Linked DNA regions of Homo sapiens: region 1 is linked to region 2. The links are chromatin contacts, found by Hi-C or POLR2A ChIA-PET in ENCODE. All regions are on one chromosome and are shown on one strand. Each heading gives the region's core, a stretch centred on a gene start or an enhancer-like site at or near the end of the contact. The rest is flanking DNA. Distances are from core to core; before and after follow the strand shown. Region 1 overlaps LINC01358 (long intergenic non-protein coding RNA 1358). Region 2 holds the start of LINC02777 (long intergenic non-protein coding RNA 2777).

Region 1 (6,835 bases), core at 1,233-3,732, 160 kb after region 2:
GTATTAAGCCAGCATTTACTCAAAAGGCCACTCCAGAGCCATTTCAGTTACTTTCATCTCTGTTCAACACCAGAAGTTTTATTAGTTATCATAATAGAAATTATAAATAGGGCTTTGTTAATGAAGTTAATGACTTTAAAGATACGTGGGTTAGGAGATTGTTTTGTTTTATTTTGTTTTGAGATGGAGTCTCACTCTGTCACCCAGGCTGGAGTGCAGTGGTGTGATCTCAGCTCACTGCAACTTCCACTTCCTGGGTTGAAGCAATTCTTCTGCCTCAGCCTCCTGAGTAGCTGGGACTACAGGTGCGTGCCACCATGACTAGTTAATTTTTGTATTTTTAGTACAGACAGGGTTTCACCTGCAGGGAGCTTTTTACCCTTCACTCTTTGGAATGATGACTGAAGCTTAATCTTTAAACAGTTGAGTCCAGCCACTGATTTAGAGCATTCTAATTGCTGCTATGGTGGCCATGACAATGGGCTCCTCAGATCTCAAACTACATGCAGCATAAGTGCCCTCATTGCTGGGCACTGGAATCCATCTCTGCACCTGCATCTGGGCCATGCTCCCACTGCTGCTCCCAGCCAATCACTGAGCACTCTGGGAGTACTAAAATAGGTCAGGTCCTGGGGAGATCGGGGGCTCCTCTGATGAGCCAACATTAGCTCAGGCCTCCCCAACAACATTGCCATACTTCTCTTAGAGGTGCACTGCAATCTAGACCCTTAATGCCCAATTTCCCTTCATTAATCCCCCCTCTCTTCTGCACTTGCATCACTTGCATTCTCTCCTACACTCCCAACTTCCTTTCCCTTGTCTCTCGTAGGCACTTTCCCTAATAAATTTCTCACACATTGAAGCCTATCTGGTGTCTGTCTGTTTCTCAGAGAACCCAGATGAGTGGTCCCTGGAGTGATCTGAGAAAACAATAAGAGGATGCAATGGTCTGAATATTTGTGTCCCCCAAAATTCATATGTTAAAACTTAATTATCAAGGTGATGATATTAGAAGGTGGGGCCTGTGGGAAGATGATTAGGTCATGTGTGTTCCACCCTTACAAGTGCCCTTATAAAAGAAACCCCAGAGAGGCAGCTAGACCCATTTCTACCATGTAAGGACACAGCTTCCAGGGTGTCAGGGTCCTGTCACATGGCAGTGAATGCCCAGTGGTGGCAGGGTCACCAGCAACATTGTAATAGATTGTTCTTGACCAGCATTGGGCTCTGCTTGATATCCAAGCCTCACCTTTGTGCCTTCTTGTTGATTCTGTAAGATAGATACAGGGTGTCCTAACACACATAGTGCCTTTGTATGGGTTTCTTAAAGGCGCGTCCCTCTTAGTAGATCATTAGAAAGAAGCAAACCTTTCTTCAAGCTGAACACAGCTTTCACTCACCCTCACCCAGGACCTTTCTGCTGGACAAAACCTGCACAACTCTACTTGGTAGCAGTAGCTATGCAAATACCACTTCAATTTACTTTTTTCTGTTGAATTCAACAAGAATTTGTTTGTTTGTGGCTGCATTTATGTGTTCACCCAACCTCACTTCCTTTTCATCCTGGACACACAGCTGACTACATTTCCCAGCCTGCCTTGCAGTTCTTTGGCTCTGTATAACTGAATTCTGGCCAATGGAATATGAAAAGAAGTGATGTACTTCCAGAGCTAGCCCACAAAAACTTCCCACTTCATCAGCTATTTGCTCTCTTTCCCCAGCTGCTCACTGATGTCACTTAGAGGAAGGCAGGGGCACAAGATGGGAGGACCCAGAGCTCCGGGTTCTTAAGTAAGTACATAGAACACAGCCCCTCCTGCCTCGCAGTCCCTTCATGCCAAGAAATAAAGTTGTACATAATGTCCAAGCATTGACACTTTGTGTTTGCCTGTTAAAGATGTTAACCCACCATGACAAATACACTGTTTGCAAACAAGAATCCTGATTAGTCCTGGTCTCCTTAGGTTACTTAATTTTGTCCGTGTCTTGTCATCTCAATTAACTTGTAAGTGCCTTAGAAATGAGAGCTAGGGTTTGAAATATACAGTTTTTCTTTATTTAATACCTAGCTCAGGGTATGCCTGTGGGTAAATTAGAGCCAGAAGATTATTTAGAAATATGTATTATTTCTCTCTGCCCCAGTTTCCTCTCCAACAGCATATATTTCACTAAAAAGGAAGACAGAAAGAGAAACAAACTAAGGTTTGGAGAAAGTAAAATCTTAGAAACTGAAAGAATATCAATGGAATATAATTATATACAACTGCTGGTTCTTAAATCAGTTTTCTATATTCACTGATTAGGAAAATAAAGTTGGAAAAATATTTTCTTTTCGTCCTTCCATAGTTTCTCAATAAAAGAAACTTCATTTGTCTTCTATCGCTGCATAACAACTTACTCCAAAACTTACTAGCTTAAAATAACAAACGTTTTTAATCTCAATTCTGTGAGTCAGGAATCTGGGTGTGGTTTGGCTGAGTGTCTCTGACTTAACGTCTCACAAGGTTGTAAGCAGTCAGCTGAGGCTGCAGTCTTATCTGAGGGCTATCAGGGGCAGGGATGGTGATCTGCTTCCGAGCTAACTCATGTGTTTGCAGGCTGTGGCCCCACAGTATGTGGGTCTCTCTATAGGACCACCTGATAATCCGGCAGCTAGTTTTCCCCAAAGTTGGCAATACAAGAGAGAGTACCTAAGATGGAAGCTACAGATTTTTTAAATAACCTAATCTTAGAAGTGGCATAATCAATCCTGCCATGAATGCTAGCATGTAAGTATCATTGGGGGCCATCACAGAAGCTACTTACCTTAGGAACGTTCTAGAATTTTTCAAAGAACCTTTATAAAGGACTATTGGAGTTTCCTGAGCTCTTTTCTATACCAGTTCTCCTCCTATTTCTTCTCCAAACCTAGCCTAATATGTCCATTTGTGCAGTGGTTCAGGATACAGAAAAAACACTTCGCTTACTTTTAAGAGAGAATTTGACATAAAGAATTGTTAACTAAGTGCTAAAGAACTATAATAACAAAAAGAGTAACAAGTGTTAGCAATTACAGGAAATAGTTAACAACCCCTACTGCTGAGGAAACAAAAGGAGAGGTTAGAATGATTAAAAGGCAGAAACTTGAAGGATTAGCCCCAGAGCACTCGAATACAGGTCAAAAATGCATAGCAATTGCTCAGCTGGTGCTGAGGTCTCTGGGCTAGGAAGAGGAGTTCTGTGGAGCTGGAAGCCAGACCTCTTTGGAGGAAACTCCAGCAGCTATGTTGGTGTCTCTGAGGGAATGCAACAAGGCTGCTCCTCCATGTATTGGAAAACTGCAAACTGGACTCAACTGGAAGGAAGTGCTGCTGCCAGTGTGAAGAAGCCAGCCTGAGGTGACAGAAACGGAAGCAAACAGGAAGCAGCCAGTCTTTTCTTCCTCCTCCTGTCATACGGTCTCTCTCAAGCATCCTTTGTTGTCAGGGCCTAAAAGGGAGCTGCTGACAAAGAAGGAATTTGGTTTGTAGAGTCCCAGCCCAGTGTCTCAAAACAGAGTATGGGGGTGAAAGAATTTGTAACTGAAACTGAGAGATAATATCCTCATCACTTGTACGTGAAGCCATCCCCAATTCAAGTGACAGTAATTTGGAATATTCTTTAATTTCCTTTAATGCCCCATAATAATAATGTGTTGACATCTGTACATCTCAATACAGTTCTTTCAAGCCATTATCTTGTTTAATCTTGTGAGAATGACAAAAATCATTCTTTCCCCATTGAAGACAACAGTGCCCAAAAATGTCAATCACTTGCTGAAAGATGAACAATATACAAATGGTAGACTTGGGATTCAGTCTCTCTGATTTCAAGCCTGGGGTCTTTTTTACTATATCGTACTGTCTCCTCAAAATGTTTATCAAGAGCCCTATCCTTATTAGTAAATCCTCAATAAACTAGAAATGAATTCACGCAAACACCTTTACTTATGATCATTTAAATTCTCTTTGAGTGATAGAAATTTCTAGGATTCTCATTCATTCAACAAGTATTCAATGAGCACATTCTAGGCTATAAACTCCTAGGAGAAACCATTTTAAATAGGATAGGGTATATGCAGGAGCAGAGTCTGCATCTGGCCCTCTCACCTGCATGCTTGAAGTGGCAGAAGATAAAATCTCCCTCTCTCCTGTGTACCTTGGGCTAAGGATTCTTCTCTGGATAGCCAGGACCCAGTTGATCCTGAGCCCCCATTGCTAAAGAAATTCTCATTGTTCTTGGTTCCATTAGGTCACTCTTTGATGTCACAGGACATTTTCTAGGGAAAACATGCACCAAACTTTCCCCCTAGTAAGTGGGCAATGGCCCCACAGAAAGATTAAAGAGGAAAAAGCCCCTATTTGGAAAGCCCCAGGTGACTGGATTTCTGAGCCTGTATTTTCATTCTCCCTTCCTTAGCTCTGTGAAGATCCCTTTCTGAAGTAACCATAACCTCTAAATCCCCATAGAAGAATACAACACAAAGAGCTCTGGTCCTCCACTTAATATGCCCAAGCTTGCCACCTTGTCATCTACCACACTGGGGTGTTGCAGTGACTTTGAGCTAGAGAAGAAACTTTAACTCCTTCCAGAAAACATACTGGAGGCACACTGGGCAGGGACAGCTGAAGGCCGTAAACTTTTGTATGGGTCCTCATATTCTTAAGTACTTTGCACCATTAACAATAGTTCTCTTGGGAGGTAGAGTTACCAGGGTGCTTCCGCATTCTGTGTTTTTATATTTCTGTATTGTTTGATGGTTTAACGACCTATGATATGTGTAATTTAATAAATGTGTGTATAAGCATATATTTAAACCCTTTGGAGCTGTTATTGTTACTAAGAGAGTATGTGATACACGGAGACCAGGAGTGGGAGGGAGCTTTTGAAATCATATATAGGCCCTACTACTCCAACTGTATAGCAGCATTAGCTTCACCTGGGATTCTGTTAGAAATGCAGAATCTCAGGACAACCCTGGACCTACTGAATCAGAATCTGCATTTTAACAGATGCTCAGGTGACTTATATACATATTAGCAGTTGAAAAGCCCTCATGTCATCGAGCCAAATTCTGGATTTCACTGTGAAGGAAACAAGAGGGGTAGAGGGAATCACTTGCCAAAAGTTCACACAGCCTATCAGCACCAGAAGTAGGACTCCAGTTCCCATCTTTAGAATCCCAATAATCATGACTTCAGGCTGCCTCTCCATTTTTCTGTACTTTATAAGAAAATATCTTCTAAGTCTCAGGGTAACATGGAAGGTGAGTCTTAGTCCTTTAATACAGCTCAATACTGCTAGGTAAGTTAAGGCACTGGCAGGCTGGGAACTGGGCTCACCAGCCCTGGATTAGGCCCTGAATCATATTCTCATAGTGTTTGAGAGAAAGCTCAAAGTGGATTTAGGAACAAGTGAGGGTGAAAAAACAGGTAAAGCTAGTGATGTCAGGGCGTCTCTGGAAATTCAGGGAGGGGCAGAGGAAAGGTTTGGGAATCCCTTACGTATCGCTTGGCATTTATACAGGTGGCAGATGAGTCAAATGGTGGCTGGTGTGTTATGGAGAAGGGAATTGCCTATAATTGAGTTGCGAGTGCTCGTACAAATGCTAAGCAGGCCAGCTGTTTACAGAGTTTGAATTCTGCTCTCTCACGCAGATGGAATCATCCCAGCTTGTTGGCATGTCTGGGGTATATAGTGTTGCCCCCTCCTCTTGATCTGAAAACATGCTCAGATTGGGGTATGTCTGATTCAAGAAAGGGCTGAGTTCAGCATCAATCAGCAAAGGGGCCAGAACATAAGAGGGCTCCCCAGGGCCCCAGAGCTGGAGTTGAGTCTTTGCCTGAGACGTTGGGAGATACCAAGGCCAAAGGTGCAGGCTGAGTGAAAAATACACAGTAAAGGCAAAGTACTAAGCATCAGAAGTTCTGCCTGAAAATTAGCTCACAGGGCAGGGAATGTGCACCAGGGAGAAGCAGCCAGTAGGCAAGAATGATGTGGTTAATAGCTAAGAGGTGGGTTATGGAGAAAAGTGCAATTCTGGCTTCACCAGCCTCTGGCTATGTGACCTTGGGTGAGTGACTTCTTTCAAAGGCATCACACATCCAATTAATGGATAATTATCTCAAGGTAATGTCATATCTTTTTGTTTAATGAAACACTGACTCTTGTAAAAAGTCGAATGTAAAGTCACTCCCTCTTTTCTGAAGCACAGTTTTGTTTTTTTTTAAAGGGGGAAAAAACAAAAACAAATGTTGCCTTTTATTCAGACACACAGATGAACTTACTCAAGGTTTTAGTTAATAAGTGATAGAGTGGGATTCAACACAGTCTCACATCAGAGTCCAAATTCAAGCACAAAGCTGTGGTGTGCATCATCATCAGGACTAAGTTTAGGCATCACCTGCCCAGGCCTTCCCTGAGCAGCCCAGGCCCTCCCTGAGCAGCGCATCCCCTTCCCCATGCGTATGTATGGCCCCTGTGAGCAGCCCTGCTCTGCCTTCCCCAGGGCTGTGGGCTTCCCTCTGTAAGGGAGGAAAAATGCCTTTTCCTCACCATCCTGGGTTCAGGACTGAAGCTCCTCTAACAAAAGACGGATTACGAGAGAAAAACATACTCATTTATTTAATGTGATTTATATATATTTATCAATATATTTAACATTTTATGTGACATGGCAGCCTTCATAAGGAAATGAGGACCCAAAGAAACAGTTAAATCTGAATATTTTTATGCTAGGTTTGATGAAGTATAGACAGCCATAGAGAAATATGATAAGGCAAAAATGGTATGATCTAATGGGAATAAATTGAGGAAA
Region 2 (7,237 bases), core at 2,466-4,965:
GTTAAAACTAACAGCAACTATCCTCTCTTTTCTTCAGAAATTCAGACACATGCCCTACTTGGCAGGCAGCTAGTTTTGCTAATAAGATTCCTGCCCTTCTCCCTCCCTCTCTGTGCATCTCATCCCTTCGGTCCCGCTGAGGCCCCTACCCTCTCGGATTTCCTCTTTGAACTGAACTGCCAAATACTTGCCAGCTTCCAGGGCCCTGAGTACCCACATTTCAGCCTCTTCCAAACCCCAGAGTAAGAAGGAGATTTGGGGAGTTCTGGGTGGGCATGTGATGGGAGACTAGGTCCAACATAAAAAGATATTTCCCTTTTTCTTCCATACTTTTTGGCTTAGTAATTGACATGTGACCATTGGAGAATTTTGAATAGTTTATTAGAATACATTGTGATAGAGAAGAAGGAAATTCAAGAATTGTTACAATGTTGTACACTGATTAACTGGCTAATTTGCTGCAAAACCAATTCTGATCACTGCTCTTATGGTTTGTAATACATTATTTTGGGTTTGGATGATCCTGTTATTCATAGCTTTACATAAAGAAATATTCCAATGACATATGAAACCCATATATGAAATTGTGGGTTAGCTCTTGCTTTCAATTTTGTATTATGTTTGTTGATTTTAAACTGTCTCCTTTCAAAAGTTTCCTTATTAATTAAATAAACCACTCAGCCACATTCCCCTCATCTAACTCAGTACCCAAGTGTAAGCTCAATTCTGGAGTCGCCTTTCCAACCTTGGCTTAAGGGACATTAGTCACTAGGAACAAAACATGGCATTTGAACAGCTGTTTTGGGTATTCAGAGTCCAAACCCTACAGGTCTGGAGAAGGTGGGGGTTGGGGGAAGGAAACCAATATTTACTTACTGAATACCTACTCTGAGCCAGGCACTGGGGACTTCACAGAGAGTATGTCTTTTAATTTTCTGAACAGCTCATTAATGTGTTCTGCCTCCTCTAGGCATAGCAAGGTTAAGAATTTATCAAAGATCACACAGCTCATAAGTGGTGGAGCTGGGACTTGAACCCATGCAATCTGACTCTAGAGCTTATATTCTTGAATACTTCCCTATGTGTACTTTGTTGAACCCTCCCATGCCAAGATGTAGGAGCCATTATTATCAAATCTGTTTTCCAGATGGGAAACCAGAGGCTCAGAAGAGTAATTTTCCCAACGTAAATTAAACAGAGACCCTGGATTTAAACTCTGTGATCCTGGGCAAGTCACTTCACTCATCTATCCATCATCCATCTGTCCACTCATTAATTCAACAGATAGTGTCAACTGTTTACTCCAGGGACTGTCTTGTCCCTAGAGATGAAAAGATATATAAAATCTGGCCCTTGCTTTTTAAGAACTCATAATCCAGTGAAGAGGGCAAACACCTACACAACAGTAAGACAAATGACTGCAATATGACGGGTGCTTAAGAGGTGTCTAAAAAGAGCCACAAGAACATAGAGGAAAAGCATCAAATTACTTGATGAAGTAAAGCAAGGAGGCCTCTGGAAAGGAAGGGACATTGGGCTGATATGCTCTCCAGGCAGAGAAAGGGGGAAAGGGGTTACTCCAGGGAGAGAGAGCATCAAAGGTTAAAAAAAAAAAAGGGGTCACATATTGAGTGCTTACCACCTGTTTTAAGTGCCATCTCTCTGATTCCCATGTCAATTCTGTGAAGTAGGTATTATTCAGACCACTTTATAGAAGAGGAAACATAGGCACATAGAGAACAGGCACCTTGCCTTTGCTCACACAGCTAGTAAGGAATAGAGCTAGAATTCAGCCCTGGGCAGCCTAGCTTCAGAGCCCATCCTCTCAGCTACTCTACTTGGAGTGTTTGGGGGCAGCTGCTAGTAGTTCCTCACAGGTGAGGCAGGCAGTGCAACTGGTCACATAGGCAGGAATCTGGTCTACAGGGTCTTCCTGTATGCCGGCTTTAGGCACTTTCTTCATGAGGCCTTACATGTTCTTCATCTAGGACCTGGACCTTTTGGGATCCATGAAAATAATAATGCTGTGGTATATGCATGTGTGCTTGTGTGTTGAGGGGTACACCCACCTTTCTCAGGGGAATTATACAGTTCCATTTTTTTTTTTTGAGACAGAATCTTACTCTGTCCCCCAGGCTGGAATGCAGTGGCATGATCTTAGCTCACTGAAACCTCTGCTCCCGGGTCCAAAGGATTCTTGTGCCTCAGCCACCTGAATAGCTGAGATTACAGGAGTGCGCCACCACGCTCGGCTAATTTTTGTATTTTTAGTAGAGATGGGGTTTCACCATGTTGGTCAGGCTGGTCTTGAACTCATGGACTCTTCTCTATCACAATATATTCTAAGGCAGGCAGCGATCTGCCTGCCTCGGCCTCCCAAAGTGTTGGGATTACCGATGTGAGCCACCGTGCCAGGCTTCTATTTGCTTTTGCTTTTGATACACCCATATCTGCTCATTGTAGGAATATTGGGTGCCTTCAGCTCAGCTGGATTCTCTTGGCTTCAGTGTCAGTATTTGAATTCTTGTTCATTTTCTGCTTTCCCTCCCCAGACTGGTAAGTCCATGAGGACAGAGTCCTTGTCTATCCGCCAGACCACCAGTGTCCAGCACAGTGCCTGGCACACAGTAGGTATTCAATAATTGTTTAATGAACTCTGGGGCTTTGATTAATAATTTAGTTAGAGAGTAAATTAATTGTGAGTTAAATCTAGTTTGGTCAACAACATACTTTACACTGTGCAGTCAGTGGGGCAGGAGGGAATCACAGAAGGGTCTTTGAAGATGAAAAGTGCAGGGACTATTGGCCTAGATCAGTGGTTTACACATGAAGCTGTACTTTTAGACGAGCTTGCCTTCCGGGATTTCGATCCCTGGTCTGAGGTGCTGTTTGAGCTTCCCAGGTGATTCTGAAGTCACCAGATCGGTATTGAGGGATGCCAAATTTGGGGGACTTCCTGTTCTAACGTATTTCTTTTTGTCCCCCGAACTCATTCAACTTGTGCCTGAACGGTCTCAGCAATGGGAGCTCATTATTTCACAAGGCGAGCTGCCCAACCCAGCGTAACCACAACGACAACAATCACAGTGACACCATGTAGGGACCATACATTGAGCATTTCTTAGGTGTCAGGTACCGTACATACATGCTGCTCACTCCAAAGGCGAGGTGGGTAGTACTTGTCTGCATATGACAGCTAAAGAAACTGCAACTCCGACGTTGGTGGCGCTGGGAGTCTCAGTGGCGGCGGGGCGGGGCAGGGCCGGGACCGAGGCCACGTCCCGCCCGCCGCCCGGCTTCCCGCCCATGGGCCTCGGCAGTGCCCGCGGGAGGAGCGGGTGGAGGGAGCCGCTCGCCACGTCAGCGCACGCCCGCCCCGGCGCTCCGCCCGGCCCTCCTGGGCCTCCCCATAGAAGGTTAACCCGGGCCGGATCCCACGAGGACTGGTGGGGGCCGGGCGGCCCGTGATTTCAGTTTCCGAAGAGTCCGGCCCTGCGCAAAGGCGGGCAGGGAGGAGGAGTTCGGGAAGCCTTCCCGACAGTCTGTAGATGAAATGAACGCGCCCCGCCTGAGCGCCACTCGGGGAGCGCGCCGAGCCAGTGCAGCACCGCGGCCTCCCGGCCCGCCAGGCTGAGGGTTTCCGCGGGCCCTGACCCTGCTGGCCCCCACCGGGCCAGTGAAAGCAGCAGGCTTTATGCGGCTGTCGGGCTCGGGGCGAGGAGCCGGCTCCACCCTCCCAGTCTGGGCCCATCCTCCGGCCTCGGCCAGCCCCTTCCCTCCCTCTCTTTGGCGTTCGCGTTCCCTCGGCCTAGCAGACCTCTTAGAATGTTTGTTTTCCTTCTGAGAAAGAGCGGAGGGACGTGGCCAAGACCAACATGAACTGCAAACACGGGACATCCTCTGTGTGGGGGGACATTTTTCTGGGACCAACAGACCTGGGTCTGAATACCCATCCTGCCGCTTCCTCGCTGGGTGACCTTTGTATATCTTTCTCCATCTCTCTCAGCCTCATTATCCTCATCTGTAAAATGGGGATAATGACGCCTTACCTATCTTTAAGATACATTCTGAGGATTAGATTGGATAAATACGGATCATACATTTTAAGCACTTAGTGCTGTCAATGGCAATTAACATTATTATTCATTATATTGTTATTATGAATGACTGATAATGACACTCAAGATTATTAATGCTACTGTGTCAAAAATATGCTCAATTAAATTTATTTTTAGTGAGTGAAATAGTTTTATGAAAGGTAAATAAAGAGGAATAATACTGGGTCGGGAAGTATATACACGTTATCTCATTTAATATTCAAACAGCTTCAGAAGGTGGGTGTTATCATCCCCATTCTGCAGATGAGAAAGTTGAGGCTCTTGGAGGTTCATTAACTTGCCCACCTCACACACTTCAAGCCTAATGTCCTGCCCTCCCTCTCTCACTGACTTCCTTGACTGCATCCCTTAAGCTCCAGTCCCTTTCTACCTGCCTGCCTCAGCAAAGACTCGTCCATCTGCAGAGAAACCTGGAGGAAAGTGAGTCAGCTCTGGAAACTGGATAAAGCTCACCTCCTCCAGGCAGCTTTCCTGATTCTCTCCCTCCTCCCCCTGTAAAATTAATCCTTCCTTCCTTTCTTCTCTTGGTGCCCATAGTATGAGGTTGCACACACTTATTGCAGGTTGTGTCTCCCACCTGGGGAGTATGCCTGTCTAAGGCAGACGCCACATACTTTTTCACTCTTGAAGGGTCAATATGGTGTTGTGGTTAAGGGCACAGGCTTAGGAGCCCAACTGTCCAGTTTCAGATCTTGGCTTTACTACCTACTGGTTGTGAGCCTTAACCAAGTGACTTAACCCCTTTCAGCCTCACTGTCCTTATCTACAACATGGAGATTGACAATAAGATCAGCCTTGTGGGGTTGCTATAAGGATTGAATGAGTTAAGATATAGAAAGCAATTTGAACCTCTAAGTAATCAGATGTTCACTGAATGAAGACGGAATCGTGAAGGTCTTGAATGTTGCTTACTAAGATAGTGAGATAGAAAGCATGTTGCAGAGTTAAGAGCAGGAGTAGGTATCAGAGACCTAGGTTCTCATCCTGGCTCTGCCTTTAACTTTATGTTTGGATTGGGCCTGTTCCTCCCTCTGTCTGAATCTGTTTCCCCTTCTGCAAAATGATAAGTTTGGCTCCCGCTGCTAGATGACTTCAAAGGGTAATATTCAGTGTATTAATTCTGTGCCTCTAGGACTTTGCTTGTGTAATGTTCCCAGTTAGCGGTCACACTAAAAAATAAATGACTGGTTTGCCCCTGGAAGCATGAAGCTCAACCACTGGCTACCATGAACTCAGAGGTAGAGGATTGTACCAGTTTTGATAATTGCCAGCTTTTTCTGGGCAGGTCTTAGTGCCTGGCATTGGGCCAAGTGCCATCATTGTCTTGTTTAGTATTCTCAAGAACCCTGTAAAGAAGTCACTACTATGATCCCCTTTCTATAGCTGAGGAAACAGAGGCTAGAGGTTAACAAGCTTGTAACTAGTTGGGTGGGATGTAGGATCATCACTTGTCAGGCTTTGGCTCCCAAGGCCTGCAAGAATCCTCTCTAACACATGCCTGTTTCGATACCTCTGGGGACAAAGAACCTATTGTCTTTCAAGCCTGTTCATTATTAAGAATCCTGAACAGCCAAAAAGGGTACAGCTGCCTTTTTACGTGAGTTTCATTCATGACTTTGCACTTGGGCTCCAGGAAGACATGATTTGTATTAAGGGTTAAGAAAAGGGAGAATATGAATTCCACCAAGGGAGGGTCTCAGGAGTAGTTTACAATTGGGTGGCCAGAGGACAGAAGCCTCTGCTCCTACTTTTTTGGGCCTCACCCCCAGCCCCCACTGATGGGGTCCTGCCTGGGGACAGAGCTGTGGGATGCTAAGGAATTTCAGTACAGCCTTGATTGGGAGTGGGCTGAACTCAAAGCATCAGAAATGTGCATCTATAATTCCCAGTCAATTGAGATACATTTCCTTGGAGGTAGGGTTTGGAGTGTGGTGGAGGCAGCGAACACATTAGCAAAAAGTTAGGCTAAATCAGACCTGCAAAACTGGAGGGAGAAATTGGCTCCAGGTTTTATTCAGTTTACTGTCTTTAAAAACAAACAAACAAACAATGAAAAACCACAAATATCCTGCTCAAATAGCTCCCGAGGCTCACCTTTCCCAACAGGATGAAGTCCGGACTCCTTGGGGTGGCATTCAAGACCTTCCACAATCTAGTACTAACTCACCTTTTTCACGTTTTCTCCTACCACATTCCCAGCTCCACTCCCAGCCAGAGAATCTCGCATAGTCCCCTGAATACTCTAAGCTTGCTCTTGCTTCCATGCCTTTGCACATGCTATTCCTCCTGCCCCATAGCACACCACCACAGATGTCACATCTAGATGAAAACATCAATCCTGTGTTAAAATGCATTGGTTTTCCTCTCCCACTCCTGAATAGTCCCAGCTAAGAGAGAACCTTTGCTGCCTCTATGGAATTACAACTGCGAACACAGCTAAACAAATCAAAAAACACCAACTAGAAGCACTGAAGTTTGAAGCATTGAGTGGGTCCCCAAAGCATTATTGGAAGATCAAAACTTATAAGGTTGACTATCAGTGTGGTTTGGAAAGTCTTGAGTTGCTACCAAATGAATTTAAGGATAATACAACAATGTGTTCCTAAGTTGGAACAATTTGCCATATAGATGTTATGCTAAAATCCAGCAATAGGACTAAAAAGCATTGTTAGGGAAACATCTACAATTTTTTCAGAAAGTTAGCCAGGGTGGGGAAGGCTTCTCTGGAGCATTTTTAACATACTATCTTGTCACAGGTTTCAATAAGCATGAAATGCAATTCAGGGACCTGTTTTTCATGATATAAAAATCTTTGCACACAGTAAAATCACCATATCATCTGGTTTACCTAGGAGGTTCTGGTTTACACCCATTGTCCTGACATAATTGCCAATAGTTCCCCTTTTATTATCAGGTACCATAATTTGGAAAATAAATTATATTGTCACTCTAGCACTGGGTAACCAAACAAGAGCTTGTCTAAGTGGTTGCTTTCCCAAGGTTTTGCCATCTGTTGGACTCCAGTTCACGTTTCAAGACGCAGCCTCTGTCACTTCCTCTGTGACAGAATTAATCTGCACTCCCACAGCACTGGGTACTCACCTTCATTCACTCACAGA

The links. Hi-C counts contacts between places; a loop is a spot of excess contacts on that map. ChIA-PET counts read pairs that join two places held with the same protein, here RNA polymerase II (POLR2A). Pooled maps may share reads with other maps.
Region 1: a map of ascending aorta shows a loop between it and region 2 (2.8-fold over the local background). The contact joins the enhancer-like site here to the promoter of LINC02777 in region 2. A Hi-C loop is called at or near these places in 17 of 168 maps with a recorded cell type or tissue (HepG2, IMR-90, MCF 10A and 11 more) and 18 of 50 pooled maps. POLR2A ChIA-PET finds 5 or more read pairs at or near these places in 1 of 52 experiments (endothelial cell of umbilical vein).

Annotation. Positions count from the first base shown.
Region 1 is chr1:59,060,394-59,067,228 of GRCh38, forward strand. All of the region lies in intron 2 of LINC01358 (long intergenic non-protein coding RNA 1358), which reads left to right. Among named protein-coding and RNA genes, the nearest start is that of LINC01358, 43 kb to the left of the region's middle. Within about 2 kb of position 2,483, at least 16 of the 41 ENCODE cell types and tissues checked have a DNase peak (open chromatin) inside an H3K27ac peak, as active enhancers do; they include ascending aorta, endothelial cell of umbilical vein, heart right ventricle and 1 more, where a contact is called at or near this core.
Region 2 is chr1:58,900,423-58,907,659 of GRCh38, forward strand. It overlaps LINC02777 (long intergenic non-protein coding RNA 2777), which reads right to left and starts at 3,716. Exons shown (of 5, transcript NR_183656.1): 1 at 3,146-3,716. RefSeq lists silencers at 3,110-3,499, 3,560-3,809.